Linked DNA regions of Homo sapiens: all the other regions are linked to region 1. A link is a contact called in ENCODE Hi-C or POLR2A ChIA-PET data. All regions are on one chromosome and are shown on one strand. The core of a region is the stretch at or near the end of the contact, and the rest is flanking DNA. Distances in the headings are between cores, read along the strand shown. Region 1 holds the start of ACCS (1-aminocyclopropane-1-carboxylate synthase homolog (inactive)). Region 2 holds the start of SLC35C1 (solute carrier family 35 member C1). Region 3 holds the start of PRDM11 (PR/SET domain 11).

The links. Hi-C counts contacts between places; a loop is a spot of excess contacts on that map. ChIA-PET counts read pairs that join two places held with the same protein, here RNA polymerase II (POLR2A). Pooled maps may share reads with other maps.
Region 2: a map of naive thymus-derived CD4-positive, alpha-beta T cell shows a loop between it and region 1 (19-fold over the local background). The contact joins the promoter of SLC35C1 here to the promoter of ACCS in region 1. A Hi-C loop is called at or near these places in 1 of 168 maps with a recorded cell type or tissue (naive thymus-derived CD4-positive, alpha-beta T cell), 1 of 37 single-sample maps with no recorded cell type and 7 of 50 pooled maps. POLR2A ChIA-PET finds 5 or more read pairs at or near these places in 1 of 52 experiments (GM12878).
Region 3: a loop to region 1 is called in a map of CD8-positive, alpha-beta T cell, with 7 times the contacts of the local background. The contact joins the promoter of PRDM11 here to the promoter of ACCS in region 1. A Hi-C loop is called at or near these places in 1 of 168 maps with a recorded cell type or tissue (CD8-positive, alpha-beta T cell), 1 of 37 single-sample maps with no recorded cell type and 7 of 50 pooled maps.

The regions. Positions count from the first base shown.
Region 1 is chr11:44,064,570-44,067,920 of GRCh38, forward strand. ACCS (1-aminocyclopropane-1-carboxylate synthase homolog (inactive)) reads left to right here and starts at 1,701. Exons shown (of 15, transcript NM_032592.4): 1 at 1,701-2,132; 2 at 3,059-3,346. The coding sequence starts at 3,059. RefSeq lists enhancers at 1,341-1,470, 1,571-1,660, 1,681-1,870.
Region 2 is chr11:45,803,048-45,806,398 of GRCh38, forward strand. It overlaps SLC35C1 (solute carrier family 35 member C1), which reads left to right and starts at 2,102. Exons shown (of 2, transcript NM_018389.5): 1 at 2,102-3,289. The coding sequence starts at 2,755. RefSeq lists an enhancer at 897-1,056 and silencers at 1,227-1,396, 2,127-2,356.
Region 3 is chr11:45,144,777-45,148,127 of GRCh38, forward strand. PRDM11 (PR/SET domain 11) reads left to right here and starts at 1,863. Exons shown (of 8, transcript NM_001384648.1): 1 at 1,863-2,101. It overlaps LOC105376652 (a long non-coding RNA gene), which reads right to left and starts at 2,007. Exons shown (of 6, transcript XR_931241.3): 1 at 278-2,007. RefSeq lists silencers at 2,264-2,343, 2,424-2,613.

The DNA.
Region 1 (3,351 bases), core at 451-2,950:
GTGTGTGTGTGTGTGTGTGTGTGTGTGTGTGTATGTAATTTTTTTTTTTTTTTTTTTTTTTTTTTAGATAGAGTCTCGCAAACACCCAGGTGGGAGTGCAGTGGCACGATCAAATTCACTGCAGCCTCTACCTTCTGGGCTCAAGTGATCCTCCCACCTCAGCCTCCCAAGTAGCTGAAACCACAGGCACATGTCATCAAGTCTGGCTAATTTACAAAAACATTTTGGCTGAGTGCAGTGGCTCACGCCTGCCATCCCAGCACTTGGGAGGCCGAGGCGGGCAGATCACGAGGTCAGGAGTTCAAGACCAGTCGGGACAATATGGTGAAACTCCATCTCTACTAAAAATACAAAAATTAGCCAGGCGTGGTGGTGCGTGCCTGTAGTCCCAGCTACTGGGGAGGCTGAGACAAAAGAATTGCTTGAACCCGGGAGGCGGAGGTTGCAGTGAGCAGAGATTGTGCCACTGCACTCCAGCCTGGATGACAGAGCGAGACTCCGTCTCAAAAAAACAAAAAAACATAAAAACCTTTTTTTGGTAGAGACACGGTCTCTCTATGTTGCCCAGGCTGGTTTCAAACTCCTGGGTTCAAGGGATGCTCCCACCTTGTCCTCTCAAAGTGTTGGCATTACAGGCGTGGGCCGCCACACCTAGCCAGAGTTCAACAAATATTGCAGGCACGTGTGGGAGACCAGGACATGCCTCCCCAAAACATGAAGGATTGTGCTAAAGACAAGCAGCAGCACATTCAGGAAAGCTCTCTACCCTGGCCCTATTTGCCTAAAAGTAGGACACAGGTTTACAAAGACAAAAGGTATCCTGTCCCTCTGTCTACCTAGGAGAACAAAGACAACTTTAGACCCCTATGGCCTGGAGATGGTACCAGAGGAATTTACATTAACAAGCTTGACTAACTGGCCTTTGTCTTTTTTTTTTTTTTTTTTTTTTGCCTTCTCACAAGTTGCCTCCTGGAGAGACTCAAAGCCCTATTTCTTTGTCTTGTAACTTAAAAAAATTACTGTTCTTTGTTGAAGATGCTATAAAAACTGGAATTCAAAGTCACCTCTTCCAGAACGACTCATTCCCTCCAGATTTCTCATGTATAAATGAAATACACATGTCAGTAAATTTCTGTCTGTTTTTCTCTTGTTAATTTGTCTTTTGTAACAGGAGTCTCCCCCAACTAAGAACCTATGAGGGCTACAGAAAATCCCCTACAAATGAAAGGGGCAGAAATGACAAACTGCGATGAAAGGCCATAAGGATGCTCACACCCGAATCTAAAAAGCCCTTTGTGTGGGCCGCAGCCAAGCATACTTTGGCAAGAAATTTCTGTGGCTCTAACCTCCTTTGAAAACTGGAGAACCAAGGCCAGGAGGCAGAAGGAGGTGGCAGACCCGGCCCGGCGGCGGCCCAGCACGCGCAGGCCACCCAGAGTGGAGGTGGGAAACGGCATTACGCCCCTTTCCCTTTTCCTGGTCCCGCGGTGCTACCTCGTGTGCCACCCTTAAAGCGTAGTCCCCGCCGAGACCGCCCCCGCCTGAGTGGCAAGGGGACGAACTGCGCCCTGAACAGGCCTGGAAGCCCAACCCGGTGCGGACCGCCCTCAGTCTCCTAGTCCGGGCGCGCTGAGCGCAGGGGGGCGCTGTCCTCACCCACGCGTAAGTCGCCGCAGGGCGTTTCCGGGCGGAGAAAACCTACACGTGATGGGCGCCCACCGAGTGCCAGCACCGCCTCCTCCAGCTCCGCCAAGTAGGTGGGATCCACTACTTTGCAGAGGAGGAAGCCGTTCAGGCCTCCCTCTGTGCACTTTGCAAAAGCCTCTGCCCTTCCATCTCGAATCCCTTGGCGCCGATCACACTTCCTCTGCCTGGAAACCTGGAGCCGTCTCTCGCGAGACGTCCTCCGCCCTGTAGAAGGCCGTTTCGGTTCTTCGTGCGCGGTAGCCGCCCCACTTGCGGGATTCCAAGGCCTCATCGAGTGCGGGTATCTGGCTGTGGATTCGCCGCCGTCCTGCTGGACGCCTGGAGGCTCGAACCCCGCCGCCCCCCTACCCCAGGCTTTACTCCCACCCCGGCTTCCGCCCACTGTGCTGCCCTTCCTCGGACCTGGGCTGTCGGGAGAGCTGGAGGTGAGCGCTCTTGGGAGAGCCCAGCCAATTTAAAGAGTACCCCTGAGAAGACTTTGCGGAGGAAAATTTAACTGCGGGTACCCGCTGAGTTTATGGTGCGCCCAGTGTTACCAGAGCTTGTGTTGTGCATCAGGACTGGGAAAATTGGCAAGGAGTTACGCTATAATGACTCATATTTTATTGAACTTTGGTCATCAGCCAGGATTTGTTCTAAGTACTTTATTGTCACTAACATATATATTTATGTCTTCACGGCCACCCCGAGGTGGTTACTGTTATATCCACTGTGCAGATGAGGAAACTAAACTGGCTTAGAGAAGTGAAGGAGTTCACACCCGCGGGCAGGAGTAGACCACCCTCTCCTTGGTGTCCACACCTCGTTTCTTCAGGACTGAAGAGGCAGGCCCTGGAGCTCTGCCTGGGTTGCCTGCACTTGTGGAGGTTCCCATTCCTCCCTTCCCTCAGTTCCTACCCGCCATCTGCCTCAGAACACCACATAATCTCATCCTACCCTTTACACCACAAGACCCCCAGGACTCCCAGGCAATACTCTGCTTTAACTCAGGAAATTTTAACCTGGCATTTGGTAATTGAGGTGAGCAAGGGTGGAAAAAGAATGTTGATGACCCCTTAGGCTGGAGAGTGAAAAACTTTTGCAGAAGTAGAACACGCTAAAGCAGCAATACATTAAAGTCACGTCAATGTGGCAAGTGCAGTCCCTGGCACGTACTAGGTCCTTAACAGATTTTTCTTGTTGAAGTCGTTGCACATATGGTTACAGCTAAGGGACACAGGAAGTGATGAGTGCATAAACCTAAAGGAAGGGGCAGATAAGAGAAAGGGGACTCCCATGACTCCAACTCCTTTCTGATGCTTGGTGCTATGGAAATCCCTTGAGCAGGCCTGTGCGTTTTGTCTTTTTGCAGATGTTCACCCTTCCTCAAAAGGACTTCAGGGCTCCCACCACCTGTCTGGGCCCCACCTGCATGCAGGACCTGGGCAGTAGCCATGGGGAAGATCTGGAAGGAGAATGCTCCAGAAAACTGGACCAGAAGCTGCCAGAGCTCCGTGGAGTGGGTGATCCTGCCATGATCTCCTCTGATACCTCCTACCTGTCCTCTAGAGGAAGAATGATTAAATGGTTCTGGGATTCAGCTGAGGAGGGCTACAGGACCTACCACATGGATGAGTATGATGAGGACAAGAACCCCAGTGTGAG
Region 2 (3,351 bases), core at 852-3,351, 1.7 Mb after region 1:
GGGGAGTGCTAGTACCCGGGGCTAGTGGAAGAGGGTAGGGTGTGGGCCCGGCTCGTTGTGGGGCAGCTGTTTACTTCACTGCAGCCTGCAGCCCTCCCATTTCCCTACAGCCCACCCAGGGCTGCGCTCAGCTCCAGTGAAGGTTTGTGCAGTTAGGATCTGAGAGTTTAAGCGTACTATATAGGTTTTACCTTTTTATTCTGGAAATTTGCAAATGTACACAAAAGTAAGGAAACTCTTATAATGGGTCCTTGTGTATCTACGCCTAGCTACAACTATCAATGGCTTATCTTATTTAATCTATCAACCTTTTAAAAAAAATCTTTTTGAGGTCAGGCACGGTGGCTCACGCTTGTAATCCCAGCACTTTGGGAGGCCGAGGCCGGCGGATCACCTGAGGTCAGGAGTTAGAGAACAGCCTGGCCAACACGGCGAAACCCGGTCTCTACTAAAAATACAAAAAATAACCGGGCGTGGTGGTGGACGCCTGTAATTCCAGCTATTCGGGAGGCTGAGGCAGGAGAATCGCTTGAACCCGGGAGACGGAGGTTGCAGTGAGCTGAAATAGCACCACTGCACTCCAGCCTGGGCGACGGAGCGAGACTCCGTCCCAAAAAGAATAAATAAATAAAAATAAAAAATATTTTTGGTAAGTATTCTTAGTATTTTAAAACAAATCCCAGCCATGACATCATCTTACCCGTTAATTAAATGGCACTAATTAAATGGTGCTTGAAATATTACAAACATCTATGTTCGACCATACCACCTAGAGTTCTGGGCAAGAAGGTTGGGACCCACAGGTCAAGCCTAGCCCCTTAGTTTTACCATGAAGATAACTCAGGCCGTCGGAGAAAGTGGCCTGCCCAACGCAGGTGCTAGAGCGCGAACCAAGAGAAGTCGATCCTCCTGGTCTCCCCGGCTGCCTGGTGAGTGGCAGACCACAGGCTAGACTTCCCAGGCCCCGGCCCTGGAAGGGGCGGGGAACCCTCCCCCTCACTGCCAGCTGGAAGAATCCGAGCGGTCCCCGCACGCACTTCTGGAAGTGCAAGCCGGTAGCGCGGCGGGCCAGGGATACAGCCAAGTCCCGGGACGTGCCAGCTGCGGTAACTGAAGCCGGGTCCCGGGCGGGCGGGGGTACCAGGGACAGGAGTAGCCTTGGAAAGAGGAGAGGGCCTCCTCCCACGACCGTCCGGATCACCGCCTCTCCGCCGGCACCCCCGGGGCCCATGCCGCGAACAGGCCGGCGAGGCTGGCAAGGTGCCCGGGCCCGGGGCGGAAAGCAGGAAGTCGATCCCGCGGGCGCGGCCCAGGGTGCGGCGCTGCAGATGCAGCACGGGGTCGCGGGGCGGGCGCCCAGTGCACCGGAGGAGGTGAGCGCCAGGTCGCCTTCGCGGCCCGGGGACACAGGCAGGGACGCGGGAGCTGATGCGGCTGGACCGGCCGGGGAAACAGTATTTTCTGGAAGGGGTAAGAGATGCTGTCTTGAGCCTTTGGAATCTCGGATCCGGGCCGCCCAGAGGACCTCGACAGGAGCACAGGGAGGACAAACTGAAGTCCGAGAGAGGCGGCGTGGCCTCCGGCCTCGGGGAGCGCTGCCGGGGGTCTCGGGCTTGGGAGAGGGCCTGGGGGCGGTGAAAATGGGGGGAAAGGAGGGGACCACAACATTGTTATGGAAGAGTGAGCTCGGATTGGCAGAGGGACGCGGGGCTGCAACGCGAGTCTCCGGAGGTGGAGGGGTCCAGGCTGATGTAGCGCCGCCCGGGTCCTGGGTCGGGGTTCCGGGAAGTGGACCTGCGAGCCAAGCCTAGCCAAGTCGGGGGACGGAGGCTCCGGGGCGGACGGAGCTGAGGGTGGGCAGGCGAGGTTGATGGAGCCCTTCCAGGAAGCAGGGCGAGGCTCAAGCACCCAGAAAAACCTGTGGCTGCCGAGGTCCCCCGCCAGCAGCGGGCAGCGGAGCGCAGGGGCGGGGCTGGGGACTGGCGAACTCCGCCTCTCTGGGGCTGTCGCTTTAAGGGCAAGGCGGGGCGTGCGGGCCCTTTAAGGCCACGTGGGGGCGTGTCAGGAAGTGAGTCCAGGGCCCGCCTCCCGGGGAGTCGGCCTCGGATGTCCGGAGGCTCCTGGGCTGAGCCGGCGACAGAGCCCGGGAAGGCAGCGAGACGTGGGCGCCGGCCCAGCCCCCTCCCGCGTCCTTCAGCCCCAAGCCCCGAGCCCCTCTGACCCTTCCGCAGCCCTCCCTCCAGCCGCGCCCGGCCTCCGGCAGCTCCCTGTACGCCTCCCTCCCCCTGCCCGCCCCTCCCTCCCACAGCCGCCCATGACGCCCTCTCGGCACCTCTTCCCACTCTGCCACGCGTCCTTTTCCTGCACCTTCGCCCCGCGTACCTACTCCTGCCCCGCCCTGCCATTCCTCTCCCCTCCCTTCTCTCTGCGACCCCTCCCTGTTAGGCCCCAGCCTCTTCTCCCCTCACAGGTCTTCTCTGTCCTGGCCTCACCGCCTTATCCTATTCCTCTCCCTTGCCCTGTGTCTTGTCTCAGAGCCCCCTCGGGGTGGGAGTAGGTTGTGGAGCAGCACAACTGGGCTCACCCCAAAGCAGAACTTCTCAATCCATGAGGACAATGGGGAGGCCTTTAGGCCAGCCCACATGTGACAATGGAGGGCTGCGGCTTCCTTGCGGAGAGCACAAGTGAGCTCACTGCCCTGGACTCCAGGGAATCAGAGTTCTGGCCGCGGGGTGACCCAGCTCCTCTGCTACCATGAATAGGGCCCCTCTGAAGCGGTCCAGGATCCTGCACATGGCGCTGACCGGGGCCTCAGACCCCTCTGCAGAGGCAGAGGCCAACGGGGAGAAGCCCTTTCTGCTGCGGGCATTGCAGATCGCGCTGGTGGTCTCCCTCTACTGGGTCACCTCCATCTCCATGGTGTTCCTTAATAAGTACCTGCTGGACAGCCCCTCCCTGCGGCTGGACACCCCCATCTTCGTCACCTTCTACCAGTGCCTGGTGACCACGCTGCTGTGCAAAGGCCTCAGCGCTCTGGCCGCCTGCTGCCCTGGTGCCGTGGACTTCCCCAGCTTGCGCCTGGACCTCAGGGTGGCCCGCAGCGTCCTGCCCCTGTCGGTGGTCTTCATCGGCATGATCACCTTCAATAACCTCTGCCTCAAGTACGTCGGTGTGGCCTTCTACAATGTGGGCCGCTCACTCACCACCGTCTTCAACGTGCTGCTCTCCTACCTGCTGCTCAAGCAGACCACCTCCTTCTATGCCCTGCTCACCTGCGGTATCATCATCGGTGAGTGGCAGCTGGGGCCACGGGGGATAGAGTGGTCATGGGGACTGAAGCAGTGAAGAACA
Region 3 (3,351 bases), core at 613-3,112, 1.1 Mb after region 1:
TGAATCTTTCTCCTCAAAAGGAACAACAAATGGCTCCTTCCTCAGTGCTCTTTTCTCGGCCGGGCACTTGGCATCCAAAACCATGCTCAGTGCAACTGGAGGTGCATTCAGTTCTGAATTAATTGAAGTTATCTGCGAGTGCCTTCATCTCTTGGGCAGACCAAGACCTGCCTGAAGGATCTTGTCATTCTAATCGTGGAACCCCTCCCCCAACCCCCGTCCCCCAGTACCCGACACTCTGCCTGGCACCAAGCAGAGAAATACTCAGGAAACTTACAGTTGCATTGAACCTCATATAACGATAGGGTTGTTACTGTCTCTTGAGCATCTACTGAGAGCAGCTGGGTGCTGGGCCCTTTAAATACACTCTCATGGCTCCTTACACAGAGCCAGGAACGTGGGTATTACTGTGCACCACTTTGCAGATGTGGGAAATAAAGGCTCAGAGAGGTGAAGCCAGTTGCTCCAGATCACACAGCCAGTAACAGGCATGAGATTCCAAGAAGCTGTGTTTGTGACGCCAGAGTCAAGGGAAACAAATGATGTGGTACCCACAGTGCTCCCTCCCTCATCACCCCCACCGCCTCCAGCTCCACATCCAGATTCCAAAAGCCATGAGCACCCCCATCTGACCATGAACGCCCATCTGACCATGAACGCCCATCTGCGGATCGCCAGCAGCAAGGTTGACACGGAACTCCTTCCGCCTTGGGAGGAGGCTTCCCTGGGGTAGTACCCTCTGGGGGCCGTCTGGGCAACTCTTGCAGGGCTTCGTGGATGTTTGGGGAAAGCACTGGACAGCGCCTCGCCCAGGTGCCTTCCTGGGAATCACCAACTGGGGTTTACTGCCCCAATTTTGGAGCTTGCACAGAGCATCCTCCCTTGGTAGGAGAGACGTCGCCATTGGGCCACAGGACTTGTAGAGGACGCCACGAGAAAGGGGTTGATTGGGGAATGGTTGTCCTGGTTACGCCACCCTGCAGTGTCCCTTGCCCTCCTCCAAGGCTTCCAGCCCCATCGCAACCTGTCAGTTTTCCAGGCGCTCAGGAAAGCATGTCAAGCACTCAAGCACTCTGTGACAATTCCACCCCCGGCCCAGTCTTTCCCTCTTCACCCCCTCTCTGTGATGTCGAATCCCATTTCACAGATGGAGAAACTGAGGAATCGAGCAAGTGAATGCCGCTTAAACATCTTTTCCAAGCCAGCCAGGGACCAGCCCCTCCAGTTCTCAGAATCTCTCTCCCTCTGTAACATATTTTGACTTGAAGAACATGTGCGATTCGTGACTACAAAACCGCAACCCCACATAAAGAGTTAATATTTTTAACGAACCCCAAGCCCCTCACCCTCAGCCTTCGCGGGACGCCTGCGTCTCGCAACTTCAGTTTGTATCTCCAAACTGCTGAGCATTCAAAGGGTTAAATGGGACCGGGAGGGGGCCAGCCGCGGAGCCCTGAAAGGGTTAAAAATCCAAACGCGTCGACTCCCCCCGACTATTTGGTTCCAAATGGACAGCCACGCGACCGGGAGAGCCAGGGAGCCCCCCTCACAATGACTTTATTAAAATTTGAGAACTTTTACTTCTGACCCCAAAAAAGTATCCCAGTTCGAAAGTTCTCTCTTAACCTTTTCTTTTTTTCATCTATTTTTTTCTCGATTTCTCCACGGGCTGGATTATAAAACGCTCCCTCTCCCTTTGGGTTTGGAGAGCCGGGTTCCCCCCTCCGGGCAGGGCGCGGGCCTAAGGGGCCCCGGGAGTTTTCTCCGGGGCCGGGTCGGGACGCGGCTGGTGAGTCCCGGCTCCGGCCCCTGAATTGGGGGGTCCGCGTCTGCCCCAAACGCCGCTTTCTTCCGTTTTCCATGTCATTTCCTGTACTAATAAGATGGTGGTCAAAGCAGGGGAGGAGAGCAGCAGCGAGTCGCCGCCGCCGCCGCGCCGAGGCTGGCGCTGAAACTTTGCCTCGCCGGGGACCAGCGCGCCCGCAGCGCGGCCGCTCCCTCCGCGGGGGCCGCCAGCCGAGGCCGCGCCGCCTCCGCCGAGCCGCCCGCCGGGCCGCTCTCGCCGCCCGGGCCCCGCGGCTGCCGCAGCATTCCCGGGAAGGTGAGTCAGCCCCGGTAGCCAATGTGGCCATTGAAAATGGCTTCGGAGAGCGCTCGGCAGTTTGCCAGCGAGCGCGGGGGCCGCCGGTGCGGGGGCCGGGAGCGGCGGCTGGGGGCGGGGGCGGCCGGGGGTCTCGGCGCGGGCGCGGGGCGGGGGTCCGGACGGCGCCGGCGCGGGGTGGGGGGCGGCCCGCCGTGGCCGCGAGGTGGGTGAACCCTCGGCAGGTAGCTGCCGCCGCCGCGGGAGCCGGGGGCCGCCCTCCGCCTCCTTCCTCCCAGCTCGCTCGCTCCTCGCCTTGTTACAATGTAGCCTTTTCTCTCCGCAAGCGGCGCGCCCGCTGACGGACGTGGCCGCCGACCAATGGGAGTGGCGGCCCGGGCCGAGCGCTCGGAATGAGAACGCGGTGACACGGACGGGGCGGGGCGCGGACGCCGACGCCAGAGGGCTCGCCGCGGCCGCCGGCCTAGTTCTCGCGGACGCCCTCGGCCCCGCGCCGGGGGCTGCTGCGGGGTGCTCGGGGATGAAGGTGGGAGGCGTCCTTTGGGATGCGACGAAGCCTTCTCCATCGCGGTTCGCGATTGCCCGCGAAGCGTGGCCGAGCCGGAGGGCATTTCTGGAATGCGTTTTAAGTGTCAGTTGCGGTGTAGACTCTTCGGGAAACCTCTCCGGAGCGTAGCCTCCACCCCCCACTCGCAGTCCCCAAGGTACTCTCCTATGCAGAAACTGCAGAAACTTAGCGGCCAATGACCTCTCTCCGGTCAAGGCCAGCGTGCTCTAGGCGAGTCGCTGCAAAGAGAATACCAATGTCTTGGGCGATGCTGGTGAAAAATTGCTGGTGTGTGTCTAGAGCCCAGTTGGGAGATGGGGGCTTAGAACCCCCCAGGCTGGGCTGGGATTTAGGGGAGAAAAATGTGAAACGTCTCCTCTTTCCTAGACGTTTGCTTCGTGTGGAGAAAGGCTGTGCTGTATAATTTAGAGTGGCTGTAAGGAAACACACCCAGCCCTTTGTGCGTGGGGCCAGGAGGCAATGATGAGAGATTGCTCTTGGTACCTGGAAACCCTATAAACTTTGGGGGTTTGGGGACAGAAGAATTTTCTGTGGAGCATGATGCCTGTAGCAACCAAGCTGGTCCTTGCCCACATTTCCTCTTGGGAGGGAGGAAGGTTCGGGCTTTCCTAGGGTCATTGTTGGAGGTGTAGGGTCGTAGTTGGGGAGCAGGGCACAGTCTTTGCCCGCCGACTCTCTGAAA